Linked DNA regions of Mus musculus: all the other regions are linked to region 1. The links are chromatin loops, found by intact Hi-C in ENCODE. Cell type or tissue: left cerebral cortex. All regions are shown on one strand. Links, peaks and the distances in the headings refer to the core of each region. The heading gives the core; the rest is flanking DNA. Region 1 has its middle 23 kb from the start of Zkscan2. Region 2 holds the start of Hs3st4 (heparan sulfate (glucosamine) 3-O-sulfotransferase 4). Region 3 overlaps Hs3st4 (heparan sulfate (glucosamine) 3-O-sulfotransferase 4).

Region 1 (10,352 bases), core at 1,454-9,453:
TTTTGTATATATATATTTTTATAAGCATCACCAAATCTTTGGGAAATGACAGTATTAAAGTGTAGATTACAGACTATACCAAAATCATAAGAAAATAGGAAATAGAGAAAAAGAGTTTAAGCATAACTTTTCTTTTAAGAGGCACTGGAGGGCCGTTGCTCCCTCAACTAACTAAGAGAGCACTTGATCGGCATGCACTAGAGCTTGCCTGCACCCCCCAATGCTGCTTATACAAATAATCCCGGGAAAGCCTTCACAAGGTATCTCATAGGCTTGTGTAAGAAGACCCATTGAGGACCCTAATGTGAGGGTGCTTCCAGGGTTGGTAGAGGGAGGGGGTGCTCTGAGTGTGGGTGGGACATTCCGTGACTGATGGAAGAGCCTGAATGGAGTAAACAGAGAGCTAATAGAGAGCTGGCCCTTTCTTCCCTGGTCTCTGACCTGCCGTGATGTAAACGCGAGGACAAGACATCGTGTCAGAGTGTCAGGCTTCGACAGACAGACAGACAGACCATGAAACTGTGAGCCATGACAAACCTTCCCCTACTCAGGTTATTTCTACTGGGCACTTTGCTACAGCAATGTGAAAAGCCACTAAGCATTCCCATAGCAATGAGCATGCCCTGTACTTCTCAGGTTCTGCCATCCCCAGCAGAAGGAGCAAGGCTTTCTGGGAGAGATGGATGACTCCAAGGTGAGGATGGGGAAAGGCCACAAGAGTGTGAAGTGTCTTGTTCTTGGGAGAAAGAAAGTTCCCCAATGATGGGGACATATATCAGCATGATTCAGGAGATATCTTAACCCCCCCCCCCCAGCCAAATCTGCAAAAATATAGCACTAAAAAAACTGATAATACTGCTTTATAATCTAGAGATAAAAGTAACCCACAAATTCATATAAATTTAAGTAAATGTATGGATAAAATAAACAAATGGGAGAAAGGAAACATTTTGTTAATAGTAGAATCTCAATTAGTAAATCCAGAAGCCACCAAGGACTTAGAAAATCAACACTTGGCAGTCACCATAGCAACAATTGTTTCAGGCAAGAATCGTAAGTGAATGTTAAAGTCAGTAAGTAAATATATAATAAACAGAGCATTTACGTGATCTCAGAGCTTCTCCCAGGAGGAGCCACAGAGGCTTTGCAGTGGGAAGCTGGCTGGCATCACGTTAGCCCGCAACTGCGTCTTTGCCTTTTTGTGCTCTGAGTTGTGCCAGCGCAGAGATTGATGTTTTGCTCTGCCTGTGAGACAGTGATTGGGACAGCAGTCCTTCGTCCTGACTGACGCCGGGCACAGATTAGGGGCTTAGCATATGCTTTTGGGCTGGACTCATGTTCATAATCTTAACTTCTTCATTTGTTATATTGTTTGTATACTTTGTTTTCTTATGTTTATCAACCTGATCTTTAAAGGCTGAGTCAATGAAACAATGGTTTCCCGTCCTTCTTGCATGCTGCCTAAGGTCTCCTGTTACTTTGTTTATCAGAAGTTCCAGGGCTGTTTGGAATGTACATGTTGGTGCTTCGTGGAGGTCACACCCTTGTCATCATGATTACAGTGCCTCTTTGTTTATTATATTTGCTTCTTCCTTCCTCCCCACTCTCCCAGAGCTGGGAATTGAACCTAGAGCCTCTTTCGTGCCAGATAAGCACTTTACCACTAAGCTATAACCCAAGCATTCTCTTCTTTTGGTTAGCTTCATCTTACAAGAGCAATGAGGCTTGTGCTGTATTTTCAGTATATACACAATATGCACATACACAAATGTACACACACAATATGTATGTATACACAAATACACTCACACACAAGTACATGCACACATACACGCGCACACTATATGTGTATACACAAATACACTCACACAAAAGTACATGCACACATACATGCACACACACAGTATATGTGTATACACAAATACACTTACACACACACACACACACACACACACACACACACACACACACTTCTTTTGTGCATTGCTTAGTTTCTTCTAAATTCAGTTCAACTGGTTTCCCTAGGACTTAATGTGCCCTCTACAGCACTGTGGCTCACAGGATCCATGACTATTTGGGGATGGTGTCTATTAGTCACAATGGCAAGAGTTTGCCTTTTCTTCTCTACTTTTCAAATGGCCATTTTACCTTGTGAAATTCTCATCTAGTTTTCAAGTAAAGGTAGTCTCCCCACCTACCGTGTTCCTGCAACAGCTTATTGTATTTATCATCTGTGTGTTGACAGACACTTAGGTTCCTATCTTGTCTCCTGTGAGTGGTGTTACTGCAGCAAACACAGACCTGTGGGGTCTCTTTGTTCTGCTTTATAACATCCTTGGGTGAGGATGTAGTAGGGGGATTTTAGAATATGCAATTAGTTTTATTTTCATTTTTGAGGTGTCTTCACAGAGTCTTCTGTAACATTCATATTAACTTGCTCTCCCCCATTTTTCCATCTCCTGATCATCTACAGCAGGACTCGGTATTTCTTCACACACCCTGAAAAGGGAAACCCTCTTCCCTAAGTATCTGCGGACAGTGTGGACCTCATGGAGGATCTTGAGGGGAAGAATCATGGCTTGCATATGGACCACACAGAGAGCTGTGGCTAATGGCTTGTCCCAAGTTTGTAGCATCTCTCAGAGGTGGGGCTTAATGGCAGGAAGTGAGGTCACTCTGAGTGTGTCCTCAAAGGGGGAATGGTCTTTCCTTTCTTTTCTCTGCTTCTCACTCCCCATGAGGTCAACAGGCCTCCTATGCTATGAGCTCTTTCCAGATGTTCTCTCACCACAAGCCCCAAACCTAAAGACTAAGTGACTGTGAACCCAAACCTCTAGAACCAGAAGCCAGGATAAACCTTTATGTTCATTGATTTCCTCAGGTTTTGTCACAGTGATGGGAAGTGGGTTGACACAGAAAGCAATGGAACTTCACACTATCCAACATGGCTGCATCTTCAAAAGTCCTCTTCAACGTGTCTCCTTTGCTTTTGATGTGCTGGGCTCTAAGCCCCTCCTTTCTTCCATTTCCCTAATGTCTTCTTTCCCTGTCTCAGATTTCTGGCTTTTAATTGTGAGTGTGAACATTTAATATTGCTTTCAGATTCACCAGCAACCAGTTTATAGGGAAAAAGATAGTTTACTGCTGGGCTCAGTGGCATTGGCTTGTAGTCTGCTATACTTGGGAGGTGGAGGCAGGAAACCTGCTACAAGTTCAATATACCAGCTTGGGCTATATCAGGTAAAAACTCCCTCAGTTCCACCTTCTTCAGAGTAGGGATGGGGCTGCAAATAAAGAGGGGTCCACTTGTCCCTCTGGTGGCTTGTTTCAGGGTAAAGTTCCAAGAGAGGCTTCAGTCCCTGCCTGGTTCATGGATCTTGCTAAACCACATAGATGTTTCCTTCGTCCTAAAGGAGATGAAGGGGTTTATCTTAAGTCACGTTCACCCTGGATAAAAGGCGCTATCAAGACCTCCTCCCGGCTGCTTGTTGGACTATTTGTACTTTCCACAAGTAGTAAGTATGGTGTCTCTTTCATCTTCTAGCTTCCCAAACTGACCTCGGGGGTTCTGTTTTCCACTGTTGCTCCACCGAGGGTCAGTGGGGCATGTGGGCATCCTAAGAGGTGGATGTTTACCCGTGGGAGCTGGCACTCACCTGTGCGGTCTGTCAGAATCCACGTTTTTCTTCCCCCAGTCCTACGGGGCTCTACTGTCTCCAAAGGCAGAAGGGCACAGCGCGTCACCAGTGTGGGTCACCATCTAGTGGTTATGTAGGTTTTGTGGTCTGTGCCCAAGGCAGATAGATGCTCAGGCCCATTAAGGCCTGCCCTGTCCCCTGGCCGCCTGGGCTGGCTCAGAGGCTTTCTCTCACCTGAGTTCCTCCGAGTTTTAGGAGAAGTTTCCGGCTACAGAGCAGAGGGTCCATGTTCTTTCCTCACGGATTTTCCGCTCAAACAAACTCATTCTAGGCCGTGGCCATAGAACATTTCTGCCGTCTGAAAAACGCGGAGGATGGAGGGGGAGCAGGAAACACTCAGCAGGGAAGCGTGGATCAAATTAAGAATATTACCCAAATACATCCAGTGTGACAGCCGCCCGCCATCGAGGATCCCCTGTGTGCTTCTCCATCCCACTGCCGATGGCTGTGAAGCCTTCGCACCCGAAACCAAAGTCGCTCATGGGCTATGTGGAGACCCAGGGTGGGCAGGACAAACTGTGAGGCTCCTTTGATGGATGCATGCTAAGCTTTAATTTTGGATTTGCCATTTCAAATTTGTGGAGCAAGCCGTCCATTCACCCTGTGATTTATTTGCACTTGAGCAGAGGTTACAAGGTTCTGACTCTTACTGTGATTTCCCCCCCTGCATTGGTCAAGGAGGCAAAGTGCATGCTCTGTAGTATCCCTCAGCCTCAGTTTTTCCTTCTGCAAAATAGGCCTGTGATGCCCACACAGCTCCATCTGAAGGTGCTAATGAACAAATGAGTGACTGTTTTTTTTTTTTTTTGTTTTTTTTTTGTTTTTTTTTAACCGAGACTGTCCTCAGATTTGCAATCTGCTTCCTTCAGCCTCCCAAGTGCTGGGATTACAGGAATGCACCACCACACTGTGCTATGTTTTGCATTTTGTGGAATGTCATCTAGCTGGAACACACAGTATAATTCCTGCTCAGATTCCCGGCAAAACTGTGGAGGTGTGTGTGTGTGTGTCTGTATCTTTGTGTATTTGTATCTGTGTATGTGTTTGTCTGTGTGTGTGTGTATTTGTATCTGTGTGTGGTGTGTGTCTGTGGCTGTCTATGTGTGTATTTGTATCTGTGTGTGAGTGTGTGTGTATCTGTGTGTGAGTGTGTGTGTATCTCTGTGTCTGTGTGTGTTTGTATCTGTGTGTGTCTCTTTGTCTGTGTGTATTTGTATCTGTGTGTGAGTATTTCTTTGTGTGTGTCTGTCTGTGTGTGTATTTGTGTCTCTCTTTGTGTGTGTTTATGTGTGTGTATCTGGGTGTGTATTTGTATCTCTCTGTCTGTGTCTGTCTCTCTCTCTGTATCTGTGTATGTGTCTGTATGTGTTTGTATCTGTGTGTCTCTGTGTCTCTGTGTGTGCATTTGTATCTGTGTGTGAGTGTCTCTGTGTCTGTGTGTACAAGTGCACAGGCATTAGCATGCTTATGCAGGTCAGAGATGGATGGTGTCATACTGATTTGAGTGAGACATGTCCCCAGGCTCAGGCATTTCAATACTTGATCCCCCAGTTCGGATGTTTAGGAGGTGTGGCTTTGGTGAAGGAAGTGTGTCACTGGGGCAGGATTTAGTAGATTAATGTCTTGTCACTTCCAGTTTGCTCTCTTTGCTTCAAGCTTGTGGTTCAAGATGTGAGCTCTCAGCTGCCCACCCCTGCAGCCGTGCCTGCAGCCTGCTGTTCCCACTTCTATTCTAGTGTCAGCAAACCCAAGGAGAACAGATGACCTACGCAGAGACACAAATCTAGATAAACATCCTTTTGTAAGTTGCTTCTGGATGGTGTTTTCTCACAGCAACAGGAGAATAACCAGCACAGGCGTCTTCCAAATCTCCCCACAGTTCTTTTGTTGTTGTTTGCTTTTTTGAAGCTGTTTTTTTCCTTAAGCAAGGCCTAGGCTGACCTCAAACTCCCTCTGCAGCTAAGGCTGGCCTCAAACTCCTAATCCTCTTGTCCTCTTGCCTTCATCTCCCAAGTGCCAGGATTATGGGAATGCACCATCAGGCCAGCCTTTTTTTTTTTTTTTTTTTTTTTTTGAGGGAGAGAGAGAGGCATGTCATTGAACTCTGAACTCATTGATGAAGAAGTCTAACTGGGCAGCAAGCCCCAGGAATTTTGTTTGCTATGTGACTTTAAATCCATGATGACAATCCAATCCTCTATGAAGATTATCATAGAGGTGGGTGTTGTGAGAAATCTCTGAAACTCCTCAGTTTTACTGGGAGCTAGTAACAATACAAAGTCTTAGGGGTTAGGGGTATGGCTCAGGGGTAGAACTCTGGCTTAGTATGTAGAAGGCCCTGGTTCAGGCCCTAGCACCACAAAATGTCCCCACAAACTTCAAAAGGTAACATACAGGTGGCAGTGATCGTGTTTGGAGAATGCTGTCTCTCAGGGTTTTGAGTTTGCCGTGGATGATCTTATAACCTCCTGACTGGGACAGTGAGTCTGTGGGTGCTAATCCAAAACATAACAGCAGAGGGCAGCCTGTGCCCAAAAATGGCAGCTCTTTCCAACAAATTCCACCAACGTTGCTGTCTGCTGATAACAGAATCAGCGAAAGCAGCTCTGGACTGCTGCCTGCTTGGGGTCTCTGCATGTAAATTTACCTTCTTGAAAGATGTACAGCAACAGAGTCAGAAAATTAGAACTCTACACGGACCCATAAAAGACTCCATGTGGGTTCTTGGTCCTCACCCAGTCTGGCTTCCCTTTCTCCTCTCAGGCTTTGGTCTTATATTCTATGGGCTGCAGCCCACTCCCAGGAGCTTAGCTGTGAGGTTTTCTCACACTGGAAGGCTGCTCCCTCAGACGTCACGTGGCTCATTCTTTTACCTGTGTGAGATCTTAAGTCACAGACCTTAACTCTGAACCCCCCACCCCTTTTTAAAATTAACTCCTTTCAATACTCTATATCTCGATTTGAAAGGAAGCCAGGGCAGAGACTGTACACTACTGTTACTTTTCTCCAGTCTTAAGAGATTAAACTTTATAACTGAAAAAAGAAGGTGGTTAACCCAGAAGGTAAACTCCTAAAGTCAGAACCGTTTCCCAGATCATGTCTCCATTCTGTGTCATCCGCCGAGGATAAGCCTCCTGGTGAGAAGTGAGCACTTTAATAATTGTTTGTTGAATGGAACTACATCACAGCTCTGCTTATGAAAGACATCGAGACTGTAAGGAACAAACTAGCATTTTAATGAGCTTTTGATTCTAGAATTTGGGCTGGGCTCAGATAGGTGGCATTTCCAATATAGACCAGGGTCTACTGGTCTCCGCTGAATTTCTGTCCCTCCACAGTTATCTGCCAGGCTGGCTGAGACACCTCAGTTTTACTCCACAGGGGCTCTTGGAATGGTTTATAGAAGCTGTGTTTTACCTCATTTAAAATGTATTCACCAGTCAGACAATGAGAAGGTGTCTGTTATTCAAAAGGCATCCTTAAGGCTGCAAAATTGATAATAGGCAGAAGCTGGCCTCAGTGCACCGTGTTATGCCCTCTCACTGTGGGTGAGACATCAACGCCTGCCCTTGACTTGGGGCTGGCCCTGTAACTTGCTTTGGCTGATGGTATATTAGCAGGTGAAATGCAAGCAGGGATTTGAAATAGGCTTGTAGGCTGGTGCTGGCCACGCAAGTGTGCCTGTGGAGAGACACTTAGAGCAGAGCAGAAGTAACTTAGCTATCTGATAGAGGCCAGTGCAGATGTGCAGAAACTAACTGATAGGCACATGGGCAAGTCGTTCAGTGTCAGCAGCAGAGCTGCCTGCCTGACCCTGGGCTGACCCCAGGTACGTGCACTGATTGCTCCCATCTCACTTGTCTCCACAGAGCATCTGTGATCTCCCTAGAGGATTTAAGGAGTCCCACAAGTCTAGTTACAGACCTAGCTCTGGAGGAACACGGTGACAGTGGCCAGACGCATGTGGGCTTGGGCGCTGTGCTGGACCATCCTTCACAGAACTGGTGATTCCTGGTAACCTCCCCTCCAGTGATGGTGCGCAGGCTTCCTTTAGGAAAAATCTCCCTTCTTGTCAATGAGCTGGCCCCGGTAAGACCCTGACATCTGATAAAGAGGGGGTCACGAACGGCAGGAAAGGAAGCTGGCTGCTGCTGCTGCTGCTGCTGCCCAGAGCATGCCTGTGGTGATGGATGAGAGGCCTGGCGGCCCGAGAAGGATGGTGATGTTTACGTTTTCCAAGGCAGGGCATTTCCTCCCAGGGCACAGGGTGAGTGGACAGGGTCAGAACAATCCCCTTTACATTTCTCCCCCTTTATGTCTTTTTTATAAGAAATAACTATTTTTGAAACATGATAGGCCCAGGAAACTGCATCAAGGTTATGTTCTCTGACAGATTTTTCCCTTTAATTTTAATTTTTTGATGGAACACTGAACTCTCCGAGCAACTCAGAGATGAAAAACATTGACCCATTCCCCATAAAAATGCTCATAAATATGAAATTTTACTTAAATGTCAGGGGATTTATCATGTCTGTGAAGCTCAGGAATCTAGATTGGTTCTAGGGAGAGTTAGAGAGATAAAGAGGGAGGGGGAGGGTAGAGGGAGGGGACTTGAGGAGACAAGGGCCTTGAAGGTTGAAGGTGATAGTTTGGTTGTGGTTGGAGTATGCCCTCCTAGAGGACTTACACAGTGTGCTGAAGGTTTGATGATCCCTCATGCAGTATTGAGGAGCATGGAAGCCCTAGAGGTGGAGCCTAGTGGGAGGTGGCTGGGCCTTGGGGCGCCACTCCTGGAAGGGATTGGGGCTCATCTTGTGGAGTGGGTTAGTTACATAACAGCCAGTTGTTAGCAAAGAGCAAACCTGGCCCAGCTTCCCATTTGACCATATAATCTCCTGTTCCTGTAAACACGCCCAAGACTGTGATGTTGTCTGCCTCCGGGCTCCTATCAGAGCACAGGGCTATTTAGTTTTAGACTTGTAGCTTCCAAAACTGAAAGCTAAACAGTCCTCTTTGCTTAATAAGCATCCAGCTTCAGGTACGCTGTGGCAGTACCAGAAAATGGGCTAACTGAATAGGGGGAGACAGAAAACTGGCAAGGAGACAATCAGGAAGAAATGAAACAAGTTTAGAAGCAGACCTATGGAGGCAGTTCAGCCATGACCCTTCAGGCTATAGATGGAGGCCCTCTTCTCTAGCCCTAGAACCTACCCTCCAGCTCATCTCAGCTGCTGGCGCCACCTTTGCTATCGAATGCTGCAGACTTGCTCTCTTCTATCACGTCTGCTGCTGGAGACTCCATGAGGGTGTACACTAATTGATTTGTTCCTCGTAACTGCAGAACACTGTTATACAATAAGAACTGATGGCATGTGAAGTGCCCACGCCTTGGTAACAGTCACTTAAGTGCCTCCCTTTTCCTGTTATTGACAGGAGGTTTCTTCAGGCACGTGTCCTTGTTCCTGAGAAGCTTCTGTGTGGTCCTTCTTTAAAAGTAGCATTCCTGGGTGATGTCTTTGACATTATTGTCACCAGCTCTGTGAGAGCATCATATAATATACATTTTCTCCTTTATATTCTTTTCCATGCTTAGTGTTTCCTGACTTACATTTTGCAAACAAGTCTGATGCAAAACGATGTGTCTTAGTCAATGTTCTATTGCTGTGAAGAGACACCATGACCAGGACCTTATAAAGGAAGCCATTGACTTGGGGCTTGCCTACAGTTTCAGAGGGTTAGTCCATTACCAGCGTGACAGGAAGCATGGAGACACGCAGGCAGAGATGATGCTGGGGAAGGAGTTGAAAGTTCTATATCCATATCCATATCCATAGACAACAGGAAGAGAGAGACACTGGGCCTGGCTTGAGCATTAGAAACCCCACCCCCAGTGACACACTTCCTCCAACAAGGCCACACCTCCTAATCCCTGTCAAGTAGTGCCACTCCCTATGACAAGCATTCAAGTATATGAGTCTATGGGGGGCCAGTCCTATTCAATCTACCATATGATGCATACATACTTTAAAGATGTATATTTTATTTTTATCTTCTCCTTTTGGGGGGTATTTGTATGCCTTTGCTGTTAATTTACTATTCATATTCTTTGCCTGCTTCCTCTTTGGTATATTTAAAGTACAGTCTATGTGTGTGTGTACATATTTACATGCTAAGGTGAAGAACACATGGAGGTCAGAGGACAGCTTTATAGAGTTGGCTCTCTTCATATGCCTTTTCATGGAGGACAGGCTCTGGGGATTGGATTCAAGGTCACCAGGCTTGTTTGACAAGCACCTTTACCCACCATGGCACCCTGCAGACCATTGATTTTGAATTCTTTTAGTTTATTCAAACTAAAACTATTTAGTTTAGACAACCTTCTTCAGATTTTAAAAATGTTGACCAGCGTGGTGGAAGGAAGAGCATAAACTGGCTCTGATGGTGGCTGGTGAGACTCTGATGGTGGCTGGTGAGACTCTGATGGTGGTGGCTGGTGAGACTCTGATGGTGACTGGTGAGACTCTGATGGTGACTGGTGAGACTCTGATGGTGGCTGGTGAGACTCTGATGGTGGCTGGTGAGACTCTGATGGTGGCTGGTGAGACTCTGATGGTGGCTGGTGAGACTCTGATGGTGGCTGGTGAGACTCTGATG
Region 2 (10,352 bases), core at 1,343-9,342, 460 kb after region 1:
TCAAGCGGTTGGGAAATAATTAGTGCTAGAAAAACAAAGGGGGGGGGAGTTAGACTATTGTGCAAAACTGAAAACCAAAATTAATCTGTGTAGACATTTTACAGAGCTGTGTATAGGAAAATAAAATGTAAAAGGTACCAGCAACATTCTAGGTAAATATTGACATCCTTGGCGGGGGGGACTCAGGACTGAGGGGCTGGCCATGCGACAGCGAAGGAGGTGGGGGCAGCAGAAACACTGAAAGCAGTGACCTGGAAAGCTGCTAACTCAATAACAGGAAGAAATGTGACAGAGGAACAGAACCCTGATGGCCCTAATAAATAATAGGCTTTTACGAATCCGTAAGAAATGGCAACAAGGGAGTAGTAAACTTATAAAAATGCAAACTAGCAGCTGAGCACTGTGGTGCACACACGTGCACACACCTGTAATCCCAGCCCTCGGGAGGGAGGCTGGGGTAAGAGGATTAGCCTGAAGGAGGAGAGTGGGACTATCTCCAAAGAAGTAAATAGAGAATAAACAAATTAAAGGCATAAAGCATACAAGGCATGAAAGATAAATGTCTCAGTTAGTCTAGCATGCCTCGCAAAACCCACTGTGTGATGCTTGGCAGACAGCTGGGCAGATTAGAAGTCTGAAACCAGAGCAGCAGTGAGTGAAGACTCTGCTAGCCTGTAGACAGCCACTTTCCTGTAGTTCTTTCACATGAAAAACGTGTGTTGGGAGAGGGAAGGGAACGGAAGGAGAATAGAGGAAGGGGGAAAGAAGGAGGAGGGAAGGAGGGAGAAATAGAAAGGGAGTTATCTTTTTCTTCTTATAGAACCACTAGAGAACCACAGTCTTATGGTGTTAGCAGCCTGCCTATTTGTCCTCATTTAACAATAACTCTCTTTTAAAGACCCAGTCTCCCCACCCCACCCCACCCCCACCCCACCCCCAGGACAAGGGAAGGAGAGGACTATGGTGCACTTCATAGTCATAAGTAAATCGTAAATAAACACACAGGAGTGTTCTCATTTGCATGTAGAAAAAAGTACAGGAATATTTATATCCTTAGGGGATACAGATATGACTTCCTGACTTCCTGTGCTGGCTAGTTTTTATGTGGACTTGACATGAGCTGGAGTCATTTTGGAAGAGGCACCCTCAATTGAGAAAATATCCCCATCAGATTGGTTTGTGGACAAGCCCGTGGCACATTTTCTTGATTAATGATTGATGGGGTAGAGCCCAGTCTATTGATGGCCCCACCCCTGGGCTGGTGGTCCTGAGTGCTGTTAGAAAGCAGGCTGGGCAAGCCATGAGGACAAGCCAGTATGTGACATTTCTCCATGGCCTCTACATCAACTCCTGTCTCCAGGTTCCAGCCCTGTTTGAGTTCCTGCTTCGACTGACTTCCCTTGATGGATGGACTACAAGCTGTAAGATGAAATAAACCCCTCCTCCCCAAGTTGCTCTTGTCAGGGGTGTGTATCTCACAATGATGGAAACCCTAACCAACACACTTTGGCCCTAGCATTCTCAAGCCCATGACTTGATCTCCATGTTTATTCTGTTTCGAGATGTGCTATTGAGCCAATTATCTTTCTGATAAGCATTGGTTAATTCTCTTCCCCAGATTTTGCCACATGAGACTTTTAGCTCAAAGCAGCTCCTGATTTCTCAGTTCTTTTCCAGAGTTGGGTCCTACTGTCCCTGGTCATCAATATAATGTTATTGATCTTCTGCTTCTTGCCTAACAGTGTCTTATGTCCTGCCTTCATCATTTTAGTTTGGCTGGAAAGTCTATCCAGTTTCCCTTCAGAATTTTCCAGATGTGCATCTTCATTATGTGCTGTGTTTGAGGAAAGTGTTCTTCTATATTGCTTGGAAACTTAAAACCAAATTTGTACAACAGAATTCTAATATTTGAAGAATGAAGCTCCTTAGGATTTTGTCAATTTTAAAAATTTTATTCCTTTTATTCTATTACATATATTTATTTGATATTTGTTTGTTGGTTCTATTCTTATCTTATTTTATTTATTTCTATTATTGTATTTATTAGTGTGTATTTAGTGTGTAAAACAATGAGATCCACTATTAAATTTCATATACGTATATCTGTCCTTTGTCCATATTTAGTTTGTTTTACTCTCTTTTGTGCTCCAACTGCCCTTCCTGGTAATTCCTTTGCTCTTTCTGACAACACCCCTGCCCGGTTCAGCATGGCCTTGGTAGGTGTGGAAGGACATGGTTCCCACCCATGGAACAGGGCCAACAGGGTCCAAGACTGCTGTGGGCATAAGGCTTGTTTGTGTAATGCTGTACATATTTTTATGTTCCTCCTTCAAGAAATACCCTTCCTGTCAGTGTCAATGACTCTGAGATAATCAGAGATAGCACTGTCTGGGAGATGAAGGTGTGTCTAATGTCACACAAAATGCTAAATATTGGGACCTTCAGGACAGCCCTTAAGGCTGTGGGAAAGAACTCTAAAAACATGAGGTCAAAAATATATAATTTCTCAACTCTGCAGAATATAAAGAAGCAATATGAATTGTGTGAATGGCTTCATGAATCAAAAAGAACAAAAGCAGCTGCAGTATGAGCCCGCTTGTCAGAAAGAATCAAGGGGCTGGGTCATGGGATGCTGTGTCATAGAATAACCAAAACAGAACCTGGAGTAAATGACTGGGTTGATATGTAAAATAAGAGACTTGGCTTATGGTATGCAAGAGATGAGCTATCCAGAGAATTTTTTAGAATTGCAAAAAACACTTTGGAGAGTTTTCTCGAGTAGAGCAGAGAGAGAGACAGAGAGAGGGAGAGGGGGGAGGGAGAGAGAGAGGGAGAGAGGGAGGGAGAGAGAGGGAGAGAGAGAAGAGGGAGGGGGGAGGGAGGGAGAGAGAGGGAGAGAGGGAGGGAGAGAGAGGGAGAGAGAGAGAAGAGAGAGAGAGAGAGAGAGAGAGAGAGAGAGTTAGTTTCTGTGTCTGGAGATCTCCAGAGAAAGCAGAACTGAGTAGAGTAAATGCCAGTCTGGAAAGCTGTAGCATATAGACCGCCAGCTGGGATCCATGGTTTGACTTCCAGCTCTGGGACCCACGGTTTGACTTCCAGTCAATTGTTTTTGCAACTCCCAGGCACCCCTTCTCTTCAAAGCCCTCTCCAATCTGAGACTGGTCCTTGGCACACCCTACCCCTTCCATGTCATGTGCAGAGACACACACATGCAGTTGCACAAACACACTATAGGTTGTGATGAGAAAGGTGTGATACCATCTTTCTGGCTTATTTTACTCACCATGATGACCTGCTGCTCCATCAATATTTCTGAAAAATGTCGTGGTTTCATTCATCAGATTTCTTTATCTCTTCATCTGCTGCGGGACATATAGGCTGGCTCTGTGTCTTGGCTGTGTGGCAATAAGCACATATGAGCAGGTTTCTCTAGGTATGACAAGCTAGAGTCCTCCTGAGCTAGAGCCAATGAAAGTCAAATCAAAATGAGTATGTGGACTGTAATCAGTCAGACAGTCTGGGTTGTGCTGCTATAACAAGCAAGCCCTACGTCTTTCATGTTAAGACTCATGCAGGATTATGCCTTGGTTGTATGCATGTCACTGGGTCTGTATTCTTCTGAAGGAGCTCCATCTGCTTCTTCCACAGTTGCCTATAGGACTGTGTCTCTGAGCTTCTACCTAGAAGGGATGTCCTTCCTTCTGATCAGGCTGTGTTTCAGTAGCTAGAACATTCCATGGCCACATGTTCTGGAAGGAATCCAGAAAATCACATCCCTTCCATGTTCCCACAAGGAGGGTGGACAGTGTCTGGAGAATAATGACTATTAGACATTCTCCTGACTATTGCTGCTTACTTAAAAAAAAAATCTCTTCAATTAAACAACTACCCCTCCCCCAAATCCTTCTGGTATTTTTCTTTTTAAAATGTCCAGAAAACCACAGTTCAAGTGACTCAGAGATAGTGTCTACTCACCAGGCTTTGAGTCACAGCTGTCATGTTCTCAGCAGTTTAGGAAGTTACACTTCAGTGAACTCTGTGGACTGGGATAGAAGCAAGGGCATGCATACATTTTTCAGGGACAACATTTTAATAGGAAAAGAAGCAGGCAGGTTCTGAGCCAAAATTTAGATCCAACTAATTATTGCTGGCCACCACACATCAGGCACACAGCCAGGTATCTTTTGCATATGTTAGCTAATTCAATTCAATCCTTAAAAAAAAATTCAGGTGACTCTTATCATTCTTTATTTAACTACATAGAAAGTATGCAAAAAAAAAATCTGCTCGGAAGCTATTAACTAGTAACTAAGGTTACTAGTAAGGTGTGTCTTGATTCTGTCACCTGAAGATGCAAAAGCATAATACAGTATCATCATAGAAATTGAGACCACACTTATCAGGCAGGGCTGTGGGGTGCATGAAAGGTGAGACTTCCAAAGGAAAGAGGTTGAAGTTTATTAGTTAGGGAAAGATCCAAAAAGGGCATTAACAGAGGCGAGAAGCATTCCTCAGGGGCATTGATCCACTTGCTATTGCTGCCTAGGATGAATAGAAATGAGGTGTTGGGAGGCCTGGAGATGCGTTGGGAGAAAGCTGTGAAAACTCAGATAGGCCTGAGTGAGCACGGATGTTGGCAGTGGAAACAAAACACAATCCTACTTCTCCTCTCCAGACCCAGTGGGCATTGCAGCTTGGAGTTGGCATTCTCTCTACATAGCATCTTTTTATTCTAAGTTTCTTAAGGACATGTTCTCAGGGACCCCTTTTATATAGAGAAGCATGCAACTACCTCAGTATAGATTGCACAGAGTTTCTCTCTAAGAAACAGAACACACACACACACACACACACACACACACACACACACACACAGAGAGAGAGAGAGAGAGAGAGAGAGAGAGAGAGAGAGAGAGAGAGAGAGAGAGAGAATGCATGCCTCTTCCCCATCACTTCTTGGACATGGTGTTTGACCAATAAGATGTCATTCATTGTTTGTTTGTTTGTTTTGATGTCATTCTTTTAGGTATCAGAAAGAAAAGGGATCCTGAGAAATCTTCCTGACAAGATTTCTCAGATAAGAGTCATAAATGTGCAGGCACAACCCAGATGGACAGGGGAAAACACAGAGCCTGTAGGCTCTTCTGGAAGGCCTGAGTTCTAGATCTGAGTTTTCAGGCTTAGTTGTGGTTTGTATGTGCTTGGCTCAGGGAGTGGTACTATTAGGAGGTGTCTCCTTGTTGGAGTAGGTGTGGCCTTGTTGGAGGGAGTGTGTCTCAGTGGGGGTAGGCCTTAAGACCTTCCCCCTAGCCACGTGGGAGCCAGTCTTCTGTCTGCCTTTGGATCAAAATGTAGAACTTTCTGCTCCTCTAGCCCTATGTATGCCTGGACGCTGCCGTGCTCCCACATTTATGATAATAGACTGACCCTCTGAACCTATAAGCCAGCCCCAATTAAATGTTGTCCTTTGTAAGAGTTGCCTTGGTTATGGTGTGTCTTCACAGCAGTGGAAACTCCAACTAAGAGAGTTGGGTATTCAGAATCAGTAAGTAGACTGATCCTCCAGGGAAAGTCTGCAGTTTTCAACCATTTGGAGTCGATTTAAACATTTTCCCTTCTTCCTGCTGCCTGCCAGATATCTACTATCAGCTTGCCCTTTCTGGGCTACATTTTAACACCATTTTATGAAAAAAATTTGTTTCCCAAGTCTGAGAACACATCTTTAGTGAGAACTGCATACAGGGCAGGTCTGTTTTGACTGCCGAGAACCGAGAGAGTCTGAGAACTGGGGGTCAAGAGCAGCAAGGCTCTGGCTTCAGCATCCTAGTGCCCTAGCTAGCAAAAGAAGTCCAACCCGAGGCAGTGGCAACATTAGCAGACACCGAACTTCCTATCTGACAGCTGCACTTGGAGTTGAAGGAGGGCTGGATGAAGTGGCATTTCTGTCAGCTTCAGCTGGTCCTTCCCATTAACATTACAGTAATGGAGTTGTGTGGTGGTTGAAGAAAAGCATCGCTAGTTACAGGGGGTGATTTACAGGACACCAGACTCCGTATTTCAGAGTCTCCTGTGTACCATAAAAAATGTATTATAAAGGAATAATCTTTATCTGAACCGAAGCTGCGGTGTGGAAGACTCATGTCCAGCTGAGAGCAGCAGCGAGCTTTTGTTCACCCAGGGAAAAGTCCCCGGTCTTCGTCATATTTGATTAACATTTTTCCTCTCTTTGGCACTAGGTATCTTGTTAATATTTAGACATTATATACATTTTCTTTCAACTATTGTTCCCATTATGAGATCAAATAGAACAGGAGAAGCCAGCCTCTGCAGCAGAAGAGGGAGAAAGCTGATAGTCTGGGTAACCAGCTAACTGTGCCTAGCAGGGTAGAGCACATTAGAGCCAGTGCCAGTACTCACGAAGAAGGGCTCCTGAGAGCCTCCCTAGATGGACGCTCCCCCAGTTCTAGGTTCCATCTTCCCCTTCTCCTGCGCTAAAGGCTACAACAAACCAGTCCACTTTAGAATCTCGCAAAGCCTTTAATACCACCGAGTGAGAGGAGGGATGGAAATCTCTCTGCTAAGCACAGGCACCTAAAATATTCAGTGAAGTGACACGCAGACATCCCTCTGCTTATTTGGTGTTTGGAGGGATGAGGACCCCAGTCTGTGTCAGCTCAGGGAACCCCAAGCTCCCTTAGCCCGCAGTGCCTCCCACAGGGCACAGGTGGGTGCACCTGTGGTTAAAGGGACCCGGTAGGGGACAGCGCCATCTCCCAGCAGAAAGTACAGTCTCTGGGTGAAAAGGCAGGGGCAAAAGCTTCTAGTCTGGGAAACCTTGGGGTCTGTGTCAAAGCTCCACCCATCAGGAGCCTCAAAGATAAGGCTGGGGAGGTGGAAGTTGGGGTGGGGAAAGAACTGCATCAGAAAGCAAGGCAGGAGAAAGCTAGGGAAGAGACAGTCAGAAATGGGCTGAGTTTTCTCAGAGTCCCATCGGAGGAGACCTGGGGGAACTTGTCACTGCTAGGATCTCAGCTTCTCCAGCGCAGGACGGTCCAGGCCAGCTCTGGGTTACAATTCCCTCCAAGAGTCTGGAGCGAACGCTGGCGAGCGCGGACACCTCCGACTCCCGTGGGAGCGCAGCGCTAGGGCGGGGCGAGGTCCTCCGCGCGCGCTTGGCGGCGGCTGGCGGGGGCCGGGATCTCCGCTCTCCCGGGCGCCCCAGCCTTGGCGCACGCCTCCGCTCTCGCGCACCCCCTCCGCAGGCACGCGCGAGGCGCACCCCTCCTTCCCCGGGCGGCGGCGGGCGCGCGCCCGGCCCCCTCGCCTCCGCCCCTCGGCGCCGGTCCTCTCTCCCGGCAGAAAGTTAGCAGCAGGGAAGGAACTCGGGGCTGCGGGAGCGGTAGCCGCGGCAGCGCGGGGAGAGCGGGGCGCTGCGCACGGAGCAGGTGCCGCCGCGACTAGGCGCCCCCCTCGGGCTCCTGGCCTGAGGTTGAGGGGGGCGGCGGGGGCTCGCGAGGGGAGGGGGCCATGCGTCCGGGCTTGTCCCCGGCGCAGCGGGACGGCAGCCAGGGCCGGGGGCGCAGCGGCGTCGCTCCATGCAGCCGGGGCGGCTGGGCGGCGGCGGCGGCGGCGGCGGGGGCGGCGGCTGAAACCATGTCCGGGCAGCGCCGGGGGCCGCCGCCGCCGCGAGCCGGGAGCCGCGATGGCCCGGTGGCCCGCACCGCCTCCGCCTCCGCCGCCGCCGCCGCCGCTCGCCGCGCCGCCGCTGCTGCCCGGCGCCTCCACTAAGGGGCCGCCGGCGCGCAAGCTGCTCTTCATGTGCACCCTGTCCCTGTCCGTCACCTACCTGTGCTACAGCCTGCTGGGCGGCTCGGGTTCGCTGCAGTTCCCGCTGGCGCTGCAGGAGCCCCCGGGATCCGCCGCGGAGCCCCCGCCGAGCCTGCTGTCTCCCTCGCTGCCGCCTCCCCGCGTGCGCCCCGGCGCCTCCTCGCCGCCGCCGGACAACGCGAGCCGCGGGCCACCGCCCGAGCCCCCCGAGCGCTTCACGACTCCTGCGGCCGACGGCTGGGGACTGGCGAGCGGCGGCGGTGCTCGGGACGCCTGGCCCAGGAGCCCGCCTGCCCCCGGAGACGCGGTCACAGAGCAGGACGCGCTGTTGGGGCGCGGGGCGCAGGAGCCAGGCGCAGCCGAGGAGCTGGAAGGCCGGAGGGCGGCCAACGGGAGTGCGGAACGGGGCCCCGCCAGCACCCCTGATTATGGGGAGAAGAAGCTGCCCCAGGCACTGATCATCGGGGTCAAGAAAGGAGGGACACGCGCGCTGCTGGAGGCTATCCGAGTCCACCCGGACGTAAGGGCAGTGGGCGTAGAGCCGCACTTCTTCGACAGGAACTACGAGAAGGGGCTGGAATGGTACAGGTAGGAGGCTGCTGCGGAGTGCCAGACGCATAAGGGGTCCCGAGAGCCCATAGCCAGAGCATCCAGGGGAGGGCAGTGGGAGCCCTGGCCTGTTTGCGCAGAGTCCCGGTACAGATGAGAGAACAGGACTCCAGCTAAAAGATCACTTTATTTCTGGGAAAGGGGAGGAGCAGGTGCCTTGGAGAACTACCAGGCTTCAAATCTGGGAATCCCCAGCTCTCCCGCCTGTCTGTGGGGTGTTTCCCAATCCAGGCCAATACAGGGCGCTGGGCTTCTAGTTGAGAACAAGCGGAGGAATGAGACAGGAGAGCTAAATTGACGACGAGCTTTGAGATCCCCAGGAATCAATCTAAAGCGCCCTCAAAAGCGTTTGTGTGGCTGGAATCCAACTTCAGTGTTTTAAGGTCAGAGCAAAATGAACAGTTAAAAAAAAAAAAAAAAGACGGTGTAGGCGCTTTGGCTATTTCCTACCTCTGTAACTTTATGTTCCTCTTGGCTGAATGAACACTGGGTTGATTTAGTATCAGGAGCCTAGGTGTCTAGATACCAGTTGGTGCTATAAGTATGTCTGTGCCCTGTGCAGAGATCCTTCTAATTTGAGCATCCTTGGAGACAGACTGGAGTTACTTCTGCTGGGAGTTATATACCTCTTTCTGACAGGACACCATCAGGTGTTGGAACTGCGAGGGAGGAAAGGAGCAGGAGAAAGTTAAGTGCAGGTCAGATAGCGATTATCTGTCTTTCTTGCCAGCCCCGACATTAAAACAACATTGGTGCGTGCACATGCTCAGAATGCAAGCCCCTTTCTCTCTTGTCCCTCCTCTTTCCTCCCTCTTCATATCTTTCTGGATAACAGATCTGGACGGGTGGCCCCATCTCGATCACATTTCAATAATTAATTGCAACTGTCAAACAGAAACAGAGCCCTTGTCCGCTGAAGCGATGCTATCAGTTCCACAGAGCCAATAGGTAAAATGTCCTGTGACAGGGTTGCTTTCCTGTGGAAGAGACATGCTTCCTGGGTTTAGATTACAGCCTGGGAAAAGTTTGGGCCATTATTTTGGGAATACGTAATAAGCATGTGTGTTGTGACTGTTTTCTCCCACTTTTGAAAAAAATTGTCTTGTGCCTTAAAAGCTGCAGAGAAGTACACCGAGCCATAAACATTCCAGCACATCACACTGAGACAGGGAGTGTGTCTGTTAATGTCTTGTCTGTTTCAACAGCAAGAACTAATTGGGATATTTTAGGAGGCTTCAAACAGTCCCTTCCTATCAAAACATAAAACAGCAAGTGCCTAATTTAACTGGAAAAAAATCCTTATTTATAACATCACAAGCCATGGCTTCCAGTTTGTGATTATAATTAAAAAGGTGTTAGGATGATTAATGCAACAACAGCAAAATAAAGACAGGGGAAGATGTCTGGGAAGGGTTCAGCTGTTTGCTGGTGAGCTACAGGAATGTCCTGATTTTTTCTGTGGGGTAGCTTTAGCCATCGGAGGGGAAGCAGGCATCCCCCCTCCTGGTTCTAATTTTAAAGCTGCGCATCTTGTGGGAAGTGTCAGATGCCCTTTAAGAGAGGAATAAAGATCAAATCTTGCAGCATGTGTTTTGGGTGGCTTTGCTGCAGTGGGGCTACAGAAAGAAGTGATTTATTTGGATGACCAATAAAGTTCACGGGAATGCTTGAACGAGGAAGTCCCTATCTTGGGGCCAGGAGAGTTTTCTAAATGAAAGGAAAGAGATGATAGATTTCTTAGGTTCTTTTACAGTGATGCCAAGATGAGATACATAAGCTACCTCACGGTCATGGCTACCGAAGGTGTGCGGTGTAGAGATAATTCCAGCCTCCTGATCCCAGCCAACATTTGTGGCATGTGTGGCTTGGTATTTGTTAGCCCTTAGTAGAGCTGCTAAACACAAATGGTATGCCTA
Region 3 (10,352 bases), core at 848-8,847, 600 kb after region 1:
TTTGATTTTCAAAATAAAATAGTTCCAGTTTCTTATAGACAAAGGAAGACTTTGTGTGTATGTCACCCCATTGCTAGGATATGTCTGCTTGTCTGTCTGAAAGGAGAAGGAATATGAATGGCAGGAAATACAATAGCTTGTCAAACTACCCCACTTTGTTTCAATTTCCCTCTAAACAATTATATATTTTATTTATTGGGTTAATGGATTTAGAGGAATTTCTCCAAAGGTTACTGCTGTCTTACTTATTTTAAAAAGTGCAAAAACCATTAAATTCATATTAGTGTATAGAACGTCAGAAAACTTGGGTAAGATGACATGTAGTTCACTTGGAAAAGAGACAAGAATGGGGTGAAGTAGCAAAGCACATGGAATCGTGGTGATCATGAGCTCTTGACATGTTGCCCATATTATTTATGCTCGTGTTTTTGTGGTTTTGTGATTGATAAAATACCTGACAGAATCCACTTAAGGAGGGAAAGGTCCATTTTGGCTCACAGTTCCAGGGCTCAGTGCCCATCACAGCAGGGAAGAAACTGCAGAGATCCTTTCATTGAAGTGGGAGCATGTGCAGAGGTTAGTCACATGCTGGGAGAGCATGACCGCAAGTGAACAAGACACACACCCAGATCCAACCTGCCACCAACCAACTTTCTGCAGCCAGGCCCTACCTCCTACCTGACCCGCAAATTGCCAAAATAGTACCATCTACCAGAGAAGAGATGCTCAAAGTGTGAGTCTGTGTGGGACACTTCAGATTCAGTGTTGGCTCTTCTCCAGGGCACCCGGAACACCTGGAACTGGGCTCAGCTGGCTCTGCCAATGTGCTGATGGGCAGACTTGTGCATGCCACCTCCCTTGTCTGCGTGAGTAACTGGAGGAGGTGGGCATTCTGCTGTGACCTGACGTGTCTGCCTCTTGACTCTCGTGATGAAGGCTGGGGTTTCAGAAGCTGATTCTCTCATGATGGCCTCTGGCCTGAGGAACTGGGGGCGCCTTTGTAATGTTTGCAATCACAGGTGTGCTTGTTCACAGTCATGCTCCAGGGGCAGCCACCTCCCTGTGCGCTCTCCTGAGACAGCAGTCGCATTTGCCTTTTCTGCATGTTCTTGTCCTGTGTGTAAAGAAGACCTGAAAAAGCCCTGTATTTATAGTGACAATTCCTGTATGTAAAACATTGGAAGAGCTCAGAATTACCCATTCTGAGCTGTAGAACTTATTCCAGCCTTTTCATGTGACAAGGAATTTATTTTATTCTCTTGGGGTCTCATCAACACAGCCTGTACCAGAGAGCCAGAGTGTAGGGATCAAAATAAAGATTTTAAAGTCCTTTACTACCTACTGGGAAAAGAATGATACTTATTTCCTATTCTTTACCTGTGCAATCTATGACATCCTCTTATCTTTATATGCATGTCAAAAAGCCCTTGTGATTGAAATTCAAGTGAGATCATGCATGTCTGTGGTATTCCAGGCATGTGTCTGGCACTTGTAAATGGCACTCATTATGGGCATCTTAGATATTACCTATTTTATAGTGATATATTGAGATAACCCAGAGGGGACTTGAGTACTTTTTAAACACTTCTGGGAATAACCTGATGGAGGTGGAATGGCTTCAGTTAGAGGAGAGGTTTTAAGATGGTAGATTTGGGGGAGGTGGGAATGAGCACACGAGTGACAGGTAGGAGGCTGAAGGGACACCCAGTAGCCTTCACATGGAGTGATTATGTCATTGAGAGGAAATGGGGAGCAGAATGCAGTTGCATCTGGAGATATGAAGGGACAATAGAAGGTTAAAAATAGTCATTGGGGAGAGTGGATATATAGGTTGTCAGGACAGTAGCAGTACACATCCTGGGCAGCACCAAGGGTCTAGTGAGGGCTGGCAGTCTGAATTCATAGTGATGCCACCTACCCCACCTATCCTACTGTGTAGCTACAGGGAATATGTACTGCAGCAATGTAACAAAGAACTGCATATTGAGTGGCTTCAGCTGTGGGAATGCACAGCTTTACCATTCTGGAGGCTAGAAAGCCAAGAGCCATGTGTTGACCGATTCATTTCTCCCAAGGGCTTCCATCCTTGGCTTATAGAAAACCCTCTTTCCTCTCTCTTTCTTTCTCTCTCTCTCTCTCTCTCTCTCTCTCTCTCTCTCTCTCTCTCTCTCTCTCTCTCTCTCTCTCTCTCTCTCTGCGTGCGTGTGTGTATCCCTGTGTCATCTTTTTAATGAGGATAGCAGCCATACCATATTAGGATCCATCATTACCTCTTAGCTTTCTGACTCCCAGTGCAAGCACATTCTAAAGTATTTGTGAACCTCAACTCTGAATTTCAGGGAGACATAGTTCAGCCTATGACACAAAGAAAATGGATGGTATGGTCAGCCTAGGTTAGGACATTTCACCTGGCAGGAGTATCAAGGGGTGAGGTGGCAAGGATATCAAAAGCTTTGCTAAAATAAGGAGCATGGATTGAATGCACCCAGAGAGGGACATGAGCCTGCAAGAGTAGGAAGTAAAAGGAAGGAAAATGCCCAGGAGGTAGTGACAGGAAGCCTTGTCCAGAAAGTGAACACAGGTGAGATGGGGACCAAAGGGCTGGGGCTGCAGAGTGGATGATTGTATCTGGGGCTTCTCAGGTGATTGGAATACCTTTCATGCTGTATAATTCCCACGAGAGGAGTTATCTCTTTATAAAGCAAAGACAAGCTTGCCCTTTTCAAACCTCCCAGGACATGCCATCTTCCCGACAGTGATGATCCGCTGGGTTGCCTCCATCCAGCAAAAAGCCCCGTTTGTTGGCATGTCATTAAGTGGAAGGAAGAGATCACACAGGCTCAGCTAAGGAAAGCATGACAAACAAACAAACAAACAAACAAACACATATAAACTGGGAGTTAATAAGAGATAGAGCCAGAATTGCTAAGAGGCTGGAACCAGAAAATGGCAACCTAGCAGGAATAAGACACCAGAACCCAGAGTCGGACAGTCAGTGGGATCCAAGGTAGCCACAAACTCAGGCTTTTCCCCCATCTCCCTGTGGGATGACATGCAAGTTACCTGTGGGGCCACATCCAAAGTTCTAAGATGGAGCTTACTTCTTGCTTCAGAAAGGACAAGATCAGCCCATCTTTGGTATGAGGCATGAGTCTTGGACCCTTCAAGCCCTGGGTCCAAACAATGAACAGAGTGACTATAATTTGCATCCCACTTTCTGCATATGGGCCAGGGGCAGCTGCAGTCCTTATTGACAGGTTGGAACAAAGCACAGCTCCCTATAGCCCTTGGAAGATTTTTCTTTTGCTATTAAATTCTAGAAAAATTGACATTAAAATGTGATCCTTACAAAAAAAGAACGCTAGCATGTTGTTGTTGTTGCTGCTGTTGTTTTACTATGGTGTAAGTCACTTTTTTACTGCAGGTATGGGGTGGACTTAAAATATCAAAACCTAGTCCTTAGCATAAAAAGCATCAACTATGCTGCCTTTAAACTGTTTTTAATCTAGACATTTATCTTAAGGGGAATCTGGCCTGCTACATCCCAAATTTCCTCATTTCCTAATAACTATACACCTGTGTGAAAGTTACTGAAACAAGGAAAGTTGTTGAAAGTGTGATGCTGTCACTTAGTACCACCATTATTCTGGCCGAGTTTCAGACTTAGAAGCCTGGATTCATGTTTTTTGTTACTAGCTAGCTTTGTGACCTGGAACTAGTAGTTAATGCTATACTGGTCATCAGTTTCCTGTTTTGTAGGTGATTTGTTTCGGTAAAAAGTATTAGAGTGATGTGAAATGAATTTGAATGCACCCCTTTGAATTCCCAACATTGAGCAGGTGGGCCATGAATACCACTCTTTTGATTTTTGCCAGAATTCTGAATGAAGATCAAGGAGTGGAAGATTGATGGAGGCTCACATGCCATCTTTACAGCTGACCAAGGGGACTAAGGTTCACTGTACGAACATAGCATATCTGATTGAATCACCTGCTTAGGCGCAGCGGACACTTAGTTGGGATAAGCTTGTCCTCATGAGAGCCTGACTAAAGGACCAGAGAAGATCTCTATTCTGTAGACAGCTTGCTTTGAAGAGGACATTTCCCCTAAATTTGGCAGCCAGGAAAATCAATGTTTTCCTTGGGACATTTATAGAGTGGACAGAGGCAGGAGTATTCACGATACTCTTAGTTGAGCTTCCCTCAGGGAAGGGGGGCTCAGTTGAGGAAATAAAGTTATTCCCTTACTGCTTAGAACACTGAGAAAAACTGTTAGCTGAAAACACAACCAAAGCCGTTGCGAATCTTCACTCAGGGCACGGCTCACAACTGCACTGCTTTTCTTTCTCACTTCACCCTCTCCCGTCTTCTCGGCTTCTGCACAAGTTGTCACCTCTATGAAGATTCCTTGCTTGAAGTATCTCCAACGGTGGTATCATGTGTCTCCGCTTGCCCGTGTTGTGTGCGTGCAGCGTCTCTGCTCTGGGGGTGGAAGAATCACCTTCCCATCGTTTTCTGTTGTTATGACTGAATACCACAGACTATGTATTCTTGTAAGAGTAAAACTGTATTCAGCTCATCGTTCTAGAGGTCTGGATCGGAGGAGCCCGTCTGGTGAGAAGTTTCTTGCTGGCAAGGATGCTTTGAGGAGTCCCAAGGCAGTGTAGAGCATTACATGGTTAGACAGAGTCTGAAAGCTTGCTCTAATATAAAATCTTATATAAAAAAGATTGTATAAAAGCCGATACAATCACAGGGTAGCTCCATCTAATCCTGGTCACCCCTCGTGGCTGTGCTTCCAATTCTCATAGCTTGGTGAGGTTTTTCTGTATGTCCAATAGGAATTACATTTCAGCATAATTTTAGTGAGAAGTTCAAACCACAGATTTTCCTCTCCCTCTGCCCTAATATAAATTTTATGAATTAAGGGCTGAAAATTGCATGTTTCAGAAACAGACCTAAGGTGAATTTGAACATGGTTTGTAAAATGGTTTACACATTGACATTGTTCATTAAAGCAGTCACAAGTGATTGCTATGTTCAAAGGAATTGAATGTTCTAGAAAGACAGATTGTTGGGTGATTCTTCAGGGGAACTTTTCGAAGTAACAGTGATACACCACATATAGACTCTAGCGGATCAACACACTGACCTACATGGTTTTTCTTTTAAATGCCCCAGATGTGCACCTCTGACCTTCTAACCACTTCTCTGAGTTCATCCTTAAAATGTCAGTGAGATGTAAGGCCTTTCCATATAGAAATGTTAGTGTTAGAAATGGCTGCTGGGGGATGTCTATTTCCTTAGGAAATGGAACCTGACTCCTTTACCTGCTGGCATAAAACAATGAAATGAAACTGTTAAGTCAGACTCCTCCGTTCTACTCATTCCACCCTGATTAGTTTTGAAGTCTTTATGTAGCCCTCACTGTTCCTCAATTGAGATTCTCCTGCCTAAGCTTCATGAGTTCTAGGACTACAGCCACATATTAGGACTACAGCCACATACTAGGACTAGAGCCACATACTAGGACTACAGGAACGTGTCATGTCTCCCTGTTTTCTTCTTTCTTTTCCTTTCAACCTTCAATCTGTCAACAAGGTCCGTCTCTTAGTTTTCAATGCTGGAATGGAGCTTTCTGTTTGTAGATCTGCTGCCTAGTAGCCAGTGAAGCCTGCCTTCATCTCTTAGCCAGAGTAGTGATGACTTTCTAGATGGGTTCCCATTTTACTTTCTAAAGCATTGTTCATACAGTGACACCTCCCAATATGTCTTGTTTAAACAGTGACTCCCCATCCATTTGTAATAAAAGCTAAATTCTATCCCTGTGGCTTCCAGGACACCAGCCAACCTGGCTTACAGCTGTCCTCCTTCCTCTCTCTGTGTTTCTGCCACCCAAACACCACCATGACCATTCATTCATTCAAAGCCTTTGGCTTTGCTGTGTTTTGTCCGCCTTGCCTCTTACCTGTATACACTGAGCTGTGTCTCTCCTTTAGGTTTTACTTCAAGCAAATCACTCTCTAACTGCCTATCAAAGACGACTGTCCTGCAGTTCACCTGTGGCAGGCACATCACTTGACACTCTCTGAGTTTCAATCTTGTCGCTATTTGTGTGCTTATTGTCTATTCCCCTTGAGAGTAAATCCCACAAGGACATGGGCTTTGTCTATCATGTCCATTGCTCCATCTTTATGAAGAATCAGACCTGGCACACAGTGGGTGTTCAGTGACACTCTTGAGACATGATAACACATGAGGGAGGTTATGGTTAGAGTATTTATGACTCTTTAGTTATATACAGTTTTCCATATTAGAGCTTAAAAATGATGTCCCTTAGTCATCAGGCTGATTGTCACACTTTAAAAAATATCGTGGCTAGAGCTCTTCCTTATCGATTGACTGGAAAAGTTTGCTGCAAAAGTGAGATCAGAAGGCCATTGGCACAGAGGATCCCTGGTCTGAGTGTCCAGCCTGGGGCCCCACTGGCTACCAGCATCCCCAGGTGTCATCCAGAAGTGTGTCACCTCACTTTGATGTAACTGAAGGGCACACAATAGCTGAGACTTTATAGCTCCCTGTAATTTTGCTGACTTGGCCATTTTAGCGAGAAATAATTTATTCTAATGTGATTTGCATTGCATAAAATTATAATAAATGTTTTTAAGAACAAGGTGCTGTATATTTATGAAATCTCTTGTGTTTATATGAGGAAGAGGTTTAAAATGTATTGGTATGTATTTTCCACAAATACTTGTATGCAAGGCTATAGACTGTGCAGCCTTGGAATTAACATATATTATTTGCATAAACCATAAACAGTGGGCAATTTTTTTTTTGCCAAACAAAAAGTACTGATTACCTTAGAAAGGATATTAATATCTTTTCTTTATCCATATTTTTAAATTTTCCAGACTGTATTTTGATGATCATTCATCTTGTCTCATAGCACAATCTGCAGCAAAGACTCTCTCTCTCCATAGCTCCCCAAACAAAGAATAAGATGCAGGGAGGCAACAACTCCTGCATGTGAATGGCCTGCAGTGCAGTGATCCTGACTGGCTGTGGAAGGCCTCTGCTTAGTTAAAGTTCACAGTCATTAGATGCAGGCATGCACCAAATAGATATCTGATTGACAGAGGGGAGCCAGGAAATATGTTTCCAAATTAAATTTCATGTTTATTTTCAGCCCTCCTTAACAGCCTTCCTGTTGAAGATTTGAGCCACTGAACCAAACTAGTTTCCTCTAGGAAATAAAATGTGTTGTTCAAATAATTCTCTGTATGTTTCTGCCTTCATAATGTGGGATCCTCGGGAATAATTTCAGCAGAATCAATAGAAACAATGCTGAGGTTGAATTTCCCCTGAAGTAGGAATCCTGCTGCGTGTGAAGAAAGAAAACAACAGCTATTGACTGGCTCCAGAAAGAGAGGAAGGTTGGCCCTGGGTGTTGGTCTGATCTGGATTTTATTACACACGGTGTAAGTTCTGTACCTTTATCTGTTAAATGATGAGAGTCACAGCCATGACTTGGAACACAGTGACAGGTAAAGGAGTGGCTCTGTGTAGAGACTTTAGAAGAATGCTCAAGCCATTCAAAGCTATTGCCACCACTGTTGTAACCATTAGCACGTGAGCCGGAAAAAGTGATGTCTATGGCACAGACACTGAGCAAATGGAGCAAGACTGAGTGTGTGTCTCAGAGTGGAAGAACATTCTGGTGGGCTTGCGATTCTGTCATGCAAATCCCATGGGGAGAGTGAGGAGAGGATGGCTGGGGAACAAAATAGCTTATAATGTGAGGAATTAATAAATAGAGTCACCAAGCACATCCTGTTTGTAGAAGGACTTTTAGTTCTTTCCTCACAGACCCAAGCCTTTTCCATGCCCAGGGTCAGGGTGCTGCAGAGGAGTTCAGACACCAGCCAACCATCCACCCACTCTTTACAGCCTTCCCAGGATGCTGTGTGCTGGGTCTGATAAGCATGGCAAAGCTTATTTCCTAGTGGGGAAGACTAAGAAGCAACTTTGAAAAAAAATGCTTCTACAGAGTGGGTGAGAGTTTAGAGAATGGAGCACCTAAAATTTCTAGTTTAGCTCCCTGGCAAAATGATTCAGTGGGTGGTGTTTCATAAAGCTCTGTGTGTTTATCCTTTGTAAAATATACTTCCTCTCTAGCATGGAGCCTGAAACAACAGAGTAGTTCCTGGTCCAGCCACATCAGCACCAACTGCTTTCTCGTCTCTTTTCTGTGCTATAAAGAAAATGTCCAAGACTGGATAATTTATAGAGAAAAAAAATCAGTCTGTCTGTCTATCTGTTTATCTATTTTAGATTTTTTTTAGACAGGGTTTCTCCATGTAGTCCTATGAGTCCTAGATCTTGATCTACAGACCAGGCTGGCCCTGAGATCTACTTGCCTCTGCCTCCTGAGTGCTGGGATTTAACTATGTGCCATCACCTTCTGGCCTGAGAAACGATTTATTTTTCCTTCTAGAGCCAAAAGTGTGGTTCTAGGAAGTGCCTGACTTCTGGTGGAAGACAGAAAGCAAAGTGAACATGAATGCAACAGACAGAACCTGAGGCACATGCACAGCTTCACAACAACCCAGTTGTGTGGCAAACTCCAGTGCAGAAAGGACAAGCACATGCTGACAATGGAGAGCATGAACCTAGTCCCTACAATGAGCCCATAAGCCTTCAACAACCCTGTTCTTTTGTTAAACCCCATGGCATGTTTTGGTTATGATGCAGCCTCCACAGCCTCCTGGGTTGAAGTTTTGGTTCCCAGTTGATGGAATTTTGTTTGGCAGACACAAGAAATGTCAGAAGGTGGGGCTAGTTGGAGGAAGTAGGCCACTAGGAGGCCTTCAAAGATTATACCTGGTCCCAGGTGCCTTCTTCTTAATATATTTCCTGTCTACCTTGGGGCGAGTAGCCTTTGTCCTATGCTGTCACCATCTTGGTGTTACCCTTGATGCCACCTCAAATCCAGAATAGACGTATCTACTGTCCTCCACTGCGACTTCTGAGTATCTGGGACAAAATGTTTCTTTCCTCTTTTGGCCTGTTTATGCGAAGGATTGTATCACAGAGACAGAAGGTCTGCCTGGTCACCTCATCATCTATCCACACAAGTCAGATTTCAGGGCGAGCATCTGAGTGAGCAAATCAGTCCCCAATGTAGCAACTGGGATTTTGCTAAAAGTGTAGATTTTTTTGACTTTTTGTTTCAAACTCTCTGAATTAGAAAGCTGTGGTGTTTGTTACTTTAGAAGGTTTTCTTTATTTCAGGGGACCCCAATAGACTCACCAAAAACTACTAACCTAGAGAAACTCTTGACATTGAGGCCTAAAAAGATAATGAAAGGTTGTTAAATGAAGCAATCTTCTGTCCAGTACTGGTGAATTGTGGTGATGTGTTAATCCAATGTCATACTGTTCAGCACCAAACAAGACCTTATCCTGCCCTGGTTACATTTCAGAAACATCATAAAAGGAGTCAAAACACATCAGGTCCATGAATGAAACTCTGAATAAAAGGAAAATAAAGTTGTCTCAAAGTCCAAGCAACTTCCATCTATTCTATCATTGTAAGCATATAAATAAATGATAGCGCCTTAGTTACTTTTATTGACACGTTAAAATCATATCAGTAAAGATCATCAAAGGAAGTAATTTAAAGGAGAAATGGTTTATTCTAGTGCACAGATTAGGTTACAGTTCATCATGGAGGGGAAGCCAAGGGTGAAGGGGCTTAAAGCAGCATGGCACACTGTGCCCAGAGACAGGAAGCAGAGAGGATGCATTCAAGTGCCCGGGTAAGATTTTTATACAGTCCAGGATCCCTCACTCATCTTCATCCAGAAGATGGATCTCCCCACATCAATTAACATAATCATGGTAATTCCCTACAAACATGCCCAGGGCCCATCTTCCAGGTGCTTCTAGAGTCTGTTAAGTTGGCAATTAAGACTAACTGTCACAAACACATACTATGTGTGACTTGTGGTATAGTGTATAGAGTTGAATGTGTAGGTAGAGAAACTAGGAGAGAGGAGGGACTGTGTCAGGAGGTGAGCCACCAAAGGCTTTGTTACCATCAGCAGGGGTTTGTTTATTATTATTTTAAATAGATTTTATTTACATTTTTCATGCGATGTATTTTGATCATGTTTTCCCCCCTCTTCCAACTCCTCTGAGATCCTCCCTCCCTGCTGCATTTTATATGCCCTGCTCTCCTCAGCAGCTGAGTGGCAGGTATATTGGATCCACTATATTATCCTTTCATATGTAAAATTCATAATCATCCATTAATTTTTTAACAAAGCTTTTTTCCCCCCTCCAGAGCAA

Evidence for each region. Hi-C counts contacts between places; a loop is a spot of excess contacts. Peaks named below come from ENCODE experiments on the same cell type or tissue, not always from the same donor. Only the 100,000 strongest peaks of a DNase experiment are listed, where the experiment ranks them.
Region 2: a loop joins it to region 1, with 2.9 times the contacts of the local background. A loop is called at or near these places in 4 of 42 quality-filtered maps.
Region 3: it touches region 1 in a loop (5-fold over the local background); 3 of 42 quality-filtered maps call a loop at or near these places.

What each region holds. Positions count from the first base shown.
Region 1 is chr7:123,518,177-123,528,528 of GRCm38, forward strand. No RefSeq gene overlaps it. Among named protein-coding and RNA genes, the nearest start is that of Zkscan2, 23 kb to the left of the region's middle. In left cerebral cortex, for the core only: a CTCF peak has its summit at 6,204 (motif pointing right); a DNase peak (open chromatin) is centred at 6,229.
Region 2 is chr7:123,975,479-123,985,830 of GRCm38, forward strand. Hs3st4 (heparan sulfate (glucosamine) 3-O-sulfotransferase 4) reads left to right here and starts at 7,350. Exons shown (of 2, transcript NM_001252072.2): 1 at 7,350-8,415. The coding sequence starts at 7,703. Gm26974 (a long non-coding RNA gene) reads right to left here and starts at 7,976. Exons shown (of 4, transcript XR_003946874.1): 1 at 7,847-7,976; 2 at 3,976-4,043; 3 at 3,284-3,395. In left cerebral cortex, for the core only: no CTCF peak of the experiment used is centred there; DNase peaks (open chromatin) are centred at 6,229, 6,808, 7,228, 7,908 and 2 more places; H3K4me3 peaks cover 2,835 bases; H3K27ac peaks cover 1,209 bases.
Region 3 is chr7:124,114,715-124,125,066 of GRCm38, forward strand. All of the region lies in intron 1 of Hs3st4 (heparan sulfate (glucosamine) 3-O-sulfotransferase 4), which reads left to right. Among named protein-coding and RNA genes, the nearest start is that of Gm25759, 26 kb to the right of the region's middle. In left cerebral cortex, for the core only: no CTCF peak of the experiment used is centred there; DNase peaks (open chromatin) are centred at 4,445 and 8,115.